Regions from separate parts of the Homo sapiens genome. Here region 2 is linked to region 1. A link is an interaction called in ENCODE POLR2A ChIA-PET data of the cell type or tissue named here. Cell type or tissue: GM12878. All regions are shown on one strand. Each heading gives the region's core, and the rest is flanking DNA. Links, peaks and the distances in the headings are about the cores only.

Region 1 (5,385 bases), core at 320-5,319:
AGGGTACTGCTATTGGTTTTACATGCCAGCAACATCCTTCTTAAATGGTTCCCTTCTAATGTGGCTTCTTGAAGATGGATGGATTTCTGATCCAAGGCCCCTAGTAGTAACCCTTAACATTGATCGGTTCATTCAAAAGTTACGTCATCACAAGCCAGTGTGGTGGTGCGTACCTGTAGACCCAGGGTCTTGGGAGGCTGAGGTGGAGGATGGCTTGATCCCAGGAGCTTGAGGGCAGCCTGGGGAACGTAGAAAGACCTCATCTCTAAAATCATTAAGAATTAAATTAAAATTTAAAAAGTTGTGTCATCGCAGTGGTCAAGCTTCAGATAATTTATGTTTGCAGAGTATATAAAGGTATCCAAAAAGTCCTTCATTTATATGCATAACTTTTTTTTTTAAAATAAAGAGTCAGGGTCTTGCTCTGTCACTCAGGCTGAAGTGCAGTGGTGCGATCCTAGCTCACTGTAACCTTGAATTCCTGGTCTCAAGAAATCCTCCTGCTTCAGCCTCCTGAGTAGTTGGAACTCCAGGCATATGCCACCACACCTGGCTAGTTTCAGTAATTTTTGTGAATATGGGATCTCACTATGTTACGCAAGCTGGTCTCAAACTCCTGGCCTCAAGTGATCTCCCCACGTTGGTCTCCCAAAGTGCTGGGATTACAGATGCCCGCCCTACCTAAACATTTTCATATTTAAATACATTTTACACTTGAAAAATATTGAGTTTAAACAATATTATTTTTAAATACACTGAAGTGGTGGTTCTTCAGCCCTCTGAAAGGTTGTATAAATGTCTAGTTTCATAGCTGTCATCAGAATCTCAAAGGGTCCCATAATTCAAACAAAGGTAAAGAACCATTAATTTGGATGATCAATGTGTCATTTAACCAACTCACCGAGGTTGCTGATTTTTGTCTGTGTCCTATTTTGGATGCATTTCCTCATTGATTTTCTTTCATTTATGGCTTAAAAGACTTCCATTGACAGGATCTTCTCACATCACATTCCATTATATGCTGTTGATGGATTTGGGACCATAACTGAGTAAAAGGCAGGCCACAGACAGAACAGATTTTCATATTAACACAAGATGACTTCTGTTGTAGAATTGTGAGCTTTAGAATTAACAGACTAGAGTTCAGCTCTGTGGCAAAGGTTACTTGCAATCTATTCTGTAATTTCATTGAGTGTCAGTTTCCTGATCTGTATATTGGGAAAGGGCATCTACTTCATGGAGTTGTCATGAGGATGACACAAGATAAATATGTAAAGGGCCTACCCACTGCAGATCAGGGCACCTCAGAGACACCCAAGAACTTCTCCTCCCTTCTCTTTTTTTTTTTTTTTCGATGGGGTCTTGCTGTTGCCCAGGCTGGAGTACAGTGGCACGATCTTGGCTCACTGCAACCTCCACCTCCTGGATTCAAGTGATTCTCCTGCCTCAGCCTCCTGAGTAGCCAGGATTACAGGTGTGCAGCACCACACCCAGCTAATTTTTATATTTTTAGTAGAGATGGGGTTTCGCCATGTTGGCCAGCTGGTCTCGAACTCTTGACCTCAGGTGATCCTCCCACCTTGGCCTCCCAAAGTCCTGGGATTACAGGCATGAGCCACCTTGCCCGGCCTCCTCCCTTCTTTGCACAATACAGACTATTGGACTTGGTGGTGAAGCTACACTAGAGGCAAAGTCTCCACCCCAATGGTATTTGTGATATTTACCTATGGGTTGATCTTCTATTTTTAGGTCCAGAATGAAAATCCTTCAGATTTCAACTCTTACACTAACAAAACTTTCATTCTGCAACATTACCTTTTTTTTTTCTTCATTCCATCTCTTCTGTTGTACTCCTTACCTTCCTCACTTTCAGCAAATCCTGCCACTTTTTCCATTAACCACAGGAAGAGTCAATTCACAGTAATCTCACTGCCTCCAAGGACCTAAGAGAAAAAAAGCTATCAAAGGGACAAATAAATATAATATGTTTAAAGCATGACAATAAATTACATAACTTCATCTCAAATCTTGCTCTGTGGGAAGGTTGATATGAATCGTTTGAAGAAACATGAAACAGATCCTAAAGACAGGCGATTTTTCATAGTGAAATGCAATTTTTTTTCAAGCTTCAAAGCAAAGGTTCCTTTTGTCATCTGCTTGATAGGTTATTTTTGACAGGATTTAACTTATTAAATTGTTCTCCTGCCCTTTCAAACGGTCTGGGCATAGGAGCTTGCTAGGGAAAATGATGAATGTTTGTTCTTAATTGAAATTTTGAAATAACCATGTGGCAAAGCATAGTGAATGCATTTGCTCTTCTGCAAAAGTTTCAAAAATGAGTGCCTTGTGTAGCACCACACTGATACTCAATAAGCAATACTAGGGTGATCTGAGGAATGAGTTAGAATAATCTGCTTTCTGGACCAGTATTTTTATAAAAGTGTTCTTTGTAGCTGTGATTAATCAAACTCTTCAAAGATTCTTTCTGTAATTTAGACATAATTCTTTCTTATTGATTAAGAACTATACCACATTATACCAATAAAAAGCGTGAATATGCCCATGAAAATTATTACATAATTATTTATACTAATAGAGAAACCTAATTTTTTGTTGGCTAACAAAAAGTTGCTGAATTTTCAGCATCACAGTTTCAAAAGATTTCCGTTAAATTGTGTGAAGTTGAGAAATGTAAGCAATTGAATTGTGATGTAGATCGAAGGACTTTGCTGGTGCTATATAAGCTGTATTCTAGTTGCATAAACATGTTAATTAGTGAAATATACTTCTTATCAAAAACTTAATAAAATAGAATATTAAAAGGATGCAGAATTTTCTAAAAATTTAATTGCCATGCAACACTTTTATAGCCACTGTCTCTAATGACTATCATTTCCTCTTCCAACTACATCTCACTTCACACAAATTCTGTGTCTGAAAAGTTGCCTTTGTGTTTTATTGTTATAAATTGAATCATATAGGTGCACTAGAGAAATTTGTTCTTTTAAAGAATCTGTGGGCTGAGGTGGGCAGATCACAAGGTCGGGAGATTGAGACCATCCTGGCTAACATGGTGAAACCCCGTCTCTACTAAAAGTACAAAAAATTAGCCGGGCATGGTGGCGGGCACCTGTAGTCCCAGCTACTTGGGAGGCTGAGGCAGGAGAATGGCGTGAACCTGGGAGGCAGAGCTTGCAGTGAGCCGAGATCGCGCCACTGCACTCTAGCCTGGGTGACAGAGCAAGACTCCGTCTCAATAAAAAAAAAAAAAGTCTATGGTAACTCATTTAGGAAAATGTGAATAGCTACTGCCTAAATATCATTTTGTAATTCTGAATTTGTCTAGAACATGTGAGAGAAGAAGAAAAGTTGGGGAGAAGGGCACCAACAATGATTGAATATCTTTTGGGGCAGGCATCTCATGTGATCTCCCAACAATATGCAAATTAGATATCCTCACCCCATTTACAGAAGAGAACACTGCTCAAGTCCACATAGTTAATAGTGGAAAAAAATTTTGATGACAAGATTTCAATATTACATATGATCATATATATCTTTATTATGAAGAATGTCATGTACTATAATTTCAAATGTAGTATAGTTGGCCCTCTGTATCCATGGGTTGCAAATTTGTGGATTCAACCAACCACTGGTTGAAGATATTTGAGAAAACTAACAGGATGGTTCCATCTGTACTGAGCACATACAGACTTGTTTTCTTGCCATTATTCCCTCAACAATACCGTATAGTAATTATTTACATAGCACTTACGTTGTTCTAGGTATTATAAGTAATCTACACATGATTAAAAGTATATGGGAAGATGTGTTCAGGTTATACACAAATACTACCCCATTTTATATTAGGGACTTGAGCATCTTTGAATTTTGGCATGGGGGAGTGGGCTGTGGGGAGGGGGTGGGGGTGAGGGTTGATCCTGGAACTAATTCCCCGAGAGTACTGAGGGATGACTGTAATTCATTCTTCCCATCACTCAGATTAAAAAATTATTAAGACTGACATATTTGCTTCATCTCTCTTTTCTTTTACTTTTTTAAGTTTGCTGAAGAATTTTTAAGCGAGTGCCAGATGTATAATTTTACCTCGACTTATATCAATATCCATCTCTAAAAAACGTGGACTTTAAAAACTAACAACAATACCTAATCAATTAACAATAATTCCTTGGCATCATGTAAGAGTCAGTCCATAATTAATTTCCCTAATTGCTTTCAAAATACCTTTTCTTCATGCTGTTTTTTCACATCAAATTATAAGCATGTATTTTAATAAGACGACTGACTGTGTTCCTGTGATTCCAGAAAACAGCGATGATGCCGAGGCGAGATCTCCGGTCTCAACAACTAATGGTTGTTTGCAAACATTAAACCATTATGCAAAGTATGATGTAATGTGCTCAGATGTGTGAATTTCATAGTCCATCAATTAAAAGAAAAAAATTGGCAAGATCCATCCTTTTTTTTTTTTTTTTTTTTTTTTTAGTTTAGTTTTGTTCTTTAAAAAGAGGGAAAATAGGGCCGGGAGCAGTGGCTCACGCTTGTAATCCCAGCACTTTGGGAGGCTGAGGCGGGTGGATCACCTGAGGTCAGGAGTTCGAGCCCAGCCTGACCAACATGGAGAAACCCTGTCTCTACTAAAAATACAAAATTAGCCAGGCATGGTGGCACATGCCTCTAATCCCAGCTACTCAGGAGGCTGAGGCAGGAGAATCGTTTGAACCCAGGAGGCGGAGGTCACAGTGAGGTGAGTTCGTGCCGTTGCACTCCAGCCTGGGCAACAGGAGCCAAGACTCTGTCTCAAAAAAAAAAAAAAAAAAAAGAGGGAAAATATATAATCTACCAACACTTTTATTTCATTTTTCAGAAGGACATTTTAATCCCCGAAAGTAGGAAAACTTCATTTCACAATGACAGGTCTTCTAGGAAAGGACATTTAGTAAATCTGGAAATGTTTTTTAGAATATGGATTTGCCAGTTAAAAAAATAATTCAAAATTATTAATGTTGGGGCTGGGCGCAGTGGCTTATACCTGTAGTCCCAGGACTTTGGGAGGCCAAGGCAGACTAATCACTTGAGCCCAGGAGTTCATGACCAGCCTGGGCAATATGGCGAGATCTTATCTCTCCTAAAAATACAAAAAAACTAGGTGGGCATGGTGGCATGTGCCTGTAGTCCCAGCTATTCGAGAGACTGAGGTGGGAGGATCACTTGAGCCTGGGAAGTTGAGGCCGCAGTGAGTGGTGATGGCACTGCTGCACTCCAGCCTGGGTAACAGAGTGAGACCCTGTCTAAAACATAAAAAAAATTGACATCAAATGTTGCAAGTATATGGTGAAAAACATTATTCAGTATACCTAGGAT
Region 2 (5,385 bases), core at 299-5,298, 53 kb before region 1:
AGATCTTAGTGAAAACTGGAAGCAGGAAGAATAAGTTAGTCATGGAAGCCACTTTGGCTCTAAGGGCTTTGATGGCCTCATGGGTTGACAGGAACAGAAGACAAAGACTAGGGCCCACCCAAGGTGTGAAGTCTAATAGGAAACCTTTTCTCCATAAGGCTACAATGGGTCTACCAAAAATAAAACCATGCCACCCCAGGGACTGCAGCCCAATTTTATATCACCATGAGGTCCAAAAAATTCCAAGCTGTGAATTTAGTTTCAAATGGTCTTGGTCTCCAGTATCCCTAGCCATGTGGCAAAAACAAACAATTCTCTCTGGAAGGATACATCTTTATCTTAAGACTTGAAGAATGTTCCCTGAATGACTATCCAAGGAAGTGAGCAGCTCAGAGCCAAAATGAACCAAACATAAATGGCAACAAGGCACCATGAAGAAGAACCAGCAGAAACAATACACAATAGAAAAAGACCCACAAAGGACTGAGATACTGACATTATCCCTATTCTTACAATGTTTATGCAATCTTAAATTTAACTTATGGTACACTTCTGAATACTACAATTTTTAGAGGCATGTCTGAAGCCATTAAAAGAACAAGTCAGTAATAACACTGCAGCACACTCTTCTAACATAATATCTCAGATTACTTAGAAATGCATTCATAGTCTTCACGCAGTTCACTTGGCGGCCCTTCAACATCTGACACTGTTTGAAAGAAGTTGTTTACTTTCTGAACCTTTTCTGTCGTGTTCACAAGACACAGTTCTTGCATGCTGCTGTAAACATAACCTCTTTCTTTGGCACTGGCTTGCAGTTACCCCATACCTCTTATCACCAATTTGCAGCAAGTTTTTCCCCACTCTCTAACACACTGCACAACCCGCTCAGCAAAATGCTCTAAAATGCTCTATGCTTGATTATAACAAAAGTCAACTTTCTATGTTTATGAAAATTGAATATGGGAGGCCTCATGGTATACCACCTGAGAACTAATGGCCTACGGTTTAGAATCCCAGCCCCACTCATTCATTCAACAATATGTACTGAGCACCTACTATCTAAACACACTGTTCTAGATGCAGGGATACACCTAGTAAATAGGAAAAAGTCTCAGTTGCTATGAAACTTATTGTTCTAGTTGAGGGAGATAAGCAATAAAAATGTACACAACTCAGTTTCAAACAGTGTTAAGTGTCACAGAGAAAATAACAGTATGATAGTGGAGGGGCTCCCTTAGCTTAGGAGGTCAGAGAGGCCATCTGAGAAGGCAACCCCTTAGCTAAGAGACTAAAATAACTAATAGGAGCCAACCATCCAAAGATCTGAGGGCAGGCTGGGCATGGTGGTTCATGCCTCTAATCCCAGCACCTAGGGAGGCTGAGGCAGGAGGATTACTTGAGGCCAAGAGTTGAAGACCAGCCTGGGCAACACAGCGAGACCCCCCATCTCTTACAAAAATTATAAAAATTATCCAGGCATGGTGGTGCACACCTGTAGTCCCAGCTACATAGGAGGCTGAGGCAGGAGGATTGCTTGAGCCCAGGACTTCAAGGCTGCAGTGAGCTATGACCATGCCACTGCACTCCAGCCCAGGTAACAGAGCGAGACCTTGTCTCAAATAAAAAAATAAATAAATAAAAGAGGGAAAAACATTCCCGACGAAGAGAAAAATAAAGACTGAAGAACTGTGGCTGCTCTGAGCTTGCCTTTAGGAACAGAAAAAGCGCAGGGCAGCTGGAACATAGGAATCATGAAGAGGGTGTTATGGGATGAGGGCAAGGAGGAAAGTGGGGCCCAGGCCAGTAAGATCCTGCAGGTCAGAAAAGGTTTGGATTTTATTCTAAATGCAATGTAAAGCCTTTGGAAGGTTTAACTGAGGACATGACATGAAATCATCTACAGTTTAGCAAGATTCCTCTGCCACTGCTGCAGACAAGGTGGACTGAAACAGGGCAAAACTGAATGCCGGGAGACCAAACAGGAGGCTACCACAGTGTTCCTGAGAAAGAAGATTCAAATAGAAAGCATGTGGATTCGGGACTCAAAAATTGGATGTGGAGAAGGAGTGGGGAGAAAAAAGCATAATCAAGGTTGCTCCCTACGTTTAAGCTTGAGCACCTGGGTCTATGGTGGTCCATTTTCTGAGACGGGAAGAGGCCAGTTTAAGTTATGACAGGGGACGGGGCAGAGTGCAGGGAGGAAATCAAGAGGCCTGCTTGGGACATCTGAGATGTCTATTAGTTATTCATGTGAAGATACCTGGTAAGAAACTGCATATAGAGCCCAAGAGGAAAGTTAGAGCTGAAGTTAAAAATTTCTCAATCATGACTGTAAAATGGTATAAAAAGCCATGAGACTAAATGAAATCATGTAGGTAAAGTAAATGTAATTGTAGAAGATGATCCTGGACACAGGCCTGGGGCATTCCAACATTTCCAGACTGAGCAAAAGAGGAGCCTGCACCTAAGGAGTGGCTAGTGAAGCAGAAGGAAAACAAGAGACAAAAAAAAAGGAGCCCCCTGCATTTGAAAATGTTAGCACTGCCAGTGATGCTGACTTGAGCAGTTTCCTAGGTGTGCTGGAGGTGAAAGCTAGATTGGGGTAAGTTAAGGAGATCATCGCAGGTAAGTTGACGGTTGCCAGGTACGGTGTCTCTATAGAAATAGGAGACCTCAGCTTTAGACAAGGCTTTTCACTCCTGCTATGAAAAGGAACAGGGCAGGTGTGGTAGCTCACATGTATAATCCCAGCACTTAGGGAGTCTGAAGCAGGACTGCTTGAGACCAGGAGTTTGAGGCAGCAGTGAGCCATGATTGCACCATGCACTCCAGCCCAGGCCAAAAAGCAAGACCTCATCTGAAAAAAAAAAAAAAAAAAAAGGAACAGAAAACACGAGAAGACACTAAAATGAGAGACTAAGGGTGAAGGAGAGCTTCTGCTGTTACTGTAGTTTATTTTGCTTTCAAGATGGGCGGCCCCGGAATGGTGAGCCATGTCAGTGGAAGACACTGCAATGGTGGGAATCGTCTATATCTGCACTGTTCAATCCAGTAACCACTAACCACATGTGGCTAGTGAGCACTTGATATGAGAAACTGAATTTTAAGTTTTATTAGCTGAAATTTAAATTGCCATATATAGCTAGCAGCTACAAAACCAGGCAGGGCAGCCCCTCCAGCATGTCTGTAGACTGACGGACCCAGCTGTCCAAAATTTAGATGGGATGGTGGGAAGAGTGGAAGCTGACGGCTTCTATTTGTTCAATGCTTTCTAAATGAGGTTATATGCTGAGGGAAGGACGGGGTGGGGGAAGTGGGGGACAGGACACTAGGTGAAGTTCAAGGAGAAGTGAAAAGGAAGAAATGACTTCAGAGAGTGGAGAACATATTAAAGGAGGCAGTAACACTTCCGGGTCGAGTGTCATTTGAGATTTGTGGCAAATTTTAAAGTAACCCTGGTCAGAACTGCTGGCTTTTCTCTGGCAAACATCAACCACTTGGCCCTTCAAAGGTGGCCTCAAACTACTCTTTCAACCATCTCCTGACACTCCCTTTATGTTCCTCTGTGGTTTTCAATTTTCTTGGCTGCAGGATCTTTTTTACCCCCTTTACGTATTATATTCAGTACCCCAGTTAAAAAAAAAAAAAAAAAAAAAAAAAAAAAAAAAAAAGGACAGAGAGATGACAATGAGGACAAAAACAAGGCTGTTCTGGAGGAAACTGAGGTAGGCCTAAATTCCCCCACCAGCTTGGCCCCCTCCCACCAGCCCCTGAGGCACATCTAAGGAATCTCAGGGCTTGAAACCAAAGATTTACCCTGATGGGTGTTTCTCAGACTTAAATATGCTGACGATCAACATGTCTTGTTAAAATGTACATTCTGCTCCAGCAGGTCTGCAGAGGCCCAAGCTCTGCATTTCTAACATGTTACTGGGTTCTGCCACTGTGGCCACACCCAAAGCCAACTACTCACATTCTCCGCTCTGCTTGGTTTTGCCCGCTGTCGGACCCTCAGCTGCATATGCCTTTCCCCATTGTATTAGTCTGTTCTCACGCTGCTGTGAAGAAATACCCAAGACTGGGTAATTTATAAAGGAAAGAGGTTTAACTGACTCAGTTCTGCAGGGCTGGGGAGACCTCAAGAAACTTACGATCATGGCAGAAGGGGAAGCAAACACATCCTTCTTCACATGGCAGCAGCAAGCAGAAGAATGAACACCCAGCAAAAGGAGAAGCTCCTTATTTAAAATCATTAGGTCTCGTGAGAACTAACTATCACGAGAATACGATGGGGAAAACTGCCCCCATGATTCAATTATCTCCAGCTGATCCACCCACAACACCTGGGGATTATGGGTACAATTCAAGATTAGATTTGAGTGGGGACACAGCCAAACCATATCACCCATCTTCTGCAGCTGGGAGATTCTATCTAATCCTCAAGGTCCTCCTCATTGTTACCTCCTCTCAAGGATTCTCCAAGTCCCCCAGGCAGAAGTAATCATGATCCAGTCCTGGTTAGCACCTTGGCAGATCTCCTACCACTATATCCCCCTCTTGCTGTGCTCCAGCCATGCCAGCTTTCCTGCAGTTGCCATAACAAGCCAAGCAAACACCAGCCTCACGGCCTTTGCACCAGCTGACCCCTCCGCCTGAAATGCTCTTCTCCCAAACTGCCTCATGTCTAAGCCCTTCACCGACGTCATGCCTTTGCTCAATGTTCTGCACGGTCTATTTAATACCTTCCACCCCTAGCATTCTGGACACTGTAGTTATTTACACATATATTTATTTTACGTCTGTGTCCCCTGTAGTTATGCACAATTTGAGAGCAAGGTCCACAATATATTCATTTTGCATCTGAAGCATCTTGCAGTGTCTCCATATTTAAAGACAAGGTGAAATATCAAGTCAATAGCTGACATAACTTGCAACTAATGGATGTGAATTAGATTTCTGACACTTCAAAGAACCTAATCGCTAGTGGAAGTGTGAAAAATACAAGAAAGAACATAACAAAATAGATACAGAAAGCAAAGCAAGGGCACAAGGGTAATTCTAAAATGATAATTCATAACTCAAAAATACACAAGGATGCCAAGAACAACGATGATGTTCTACTACAAAACAGGATAAAGTAACCATTGATTTAGCATACAATCTGATAATTTGCTACCTCTTAGCATTTAAGATATTAAAAAAAAAAATAGGATAGGCATGGTGGCTCAAGGCTCTATTTCCAGCACTTTGGGAGGCTGAGGTGAGAGGATTGCTTGAGGTCAGAAGTTTGAGACCAGCCTGGCCAATACAGCAAGACCCTGTCTCTATTTTAAAGGATAGTAATAATGACAGCTAGCACATTAAGAACTTACCATGTGCCAG

The links. ChIA-PET counts read pairs that join two places held together with the same protein. Peaks named below come from ENCODE experiments on the same cell type or tissue, not always from the same donor. Only the 100,000 strongest peaks of a DNase experiment are listed, where the experiment ranks them.
Region 2: POLR2A ChIA-PET joins it to region 1 with 10 read pairs; 3 of 35 experiments call an interaction of 5 or more read pairs at or near these places.

What each region holds. Positions count from the first base shown.
Region 1 is chr10:22,754,709-22,760,093 of GRCh38, forward strand. No RefSeq gene overlaps it. Among named protein-coding and RNA genes, the nearest start is that of PIP4K2A, 43 kb to the left of the region's middle. In GM12878, for the core only: no CTCF peak of the experiment used is centred there; no DNase peak of the experiment used is centred there.
Region 2 is chr10:22,701,789-22,707,173 of GRCh38, forward strand. All of the region lies in intron 1 of PIP4K2A (phosphatidylinositol-5-phosphate 4-kinase type 2 alpha), which reads right to left. Among named protein-coding and RNA genes, the nearest start is that of PIP4K2A, 10 kb to the right of the region's middle. RefSeq lists an enhancer at 2,588-2,647. In GM12878, for the core only: no CTCF peak of the experiment used is centred there; no DNase peak of the experiment used is centred there; H3K4me3 peaks cover 1,879 bases; H3K27ac peaks cover 2,922 bases.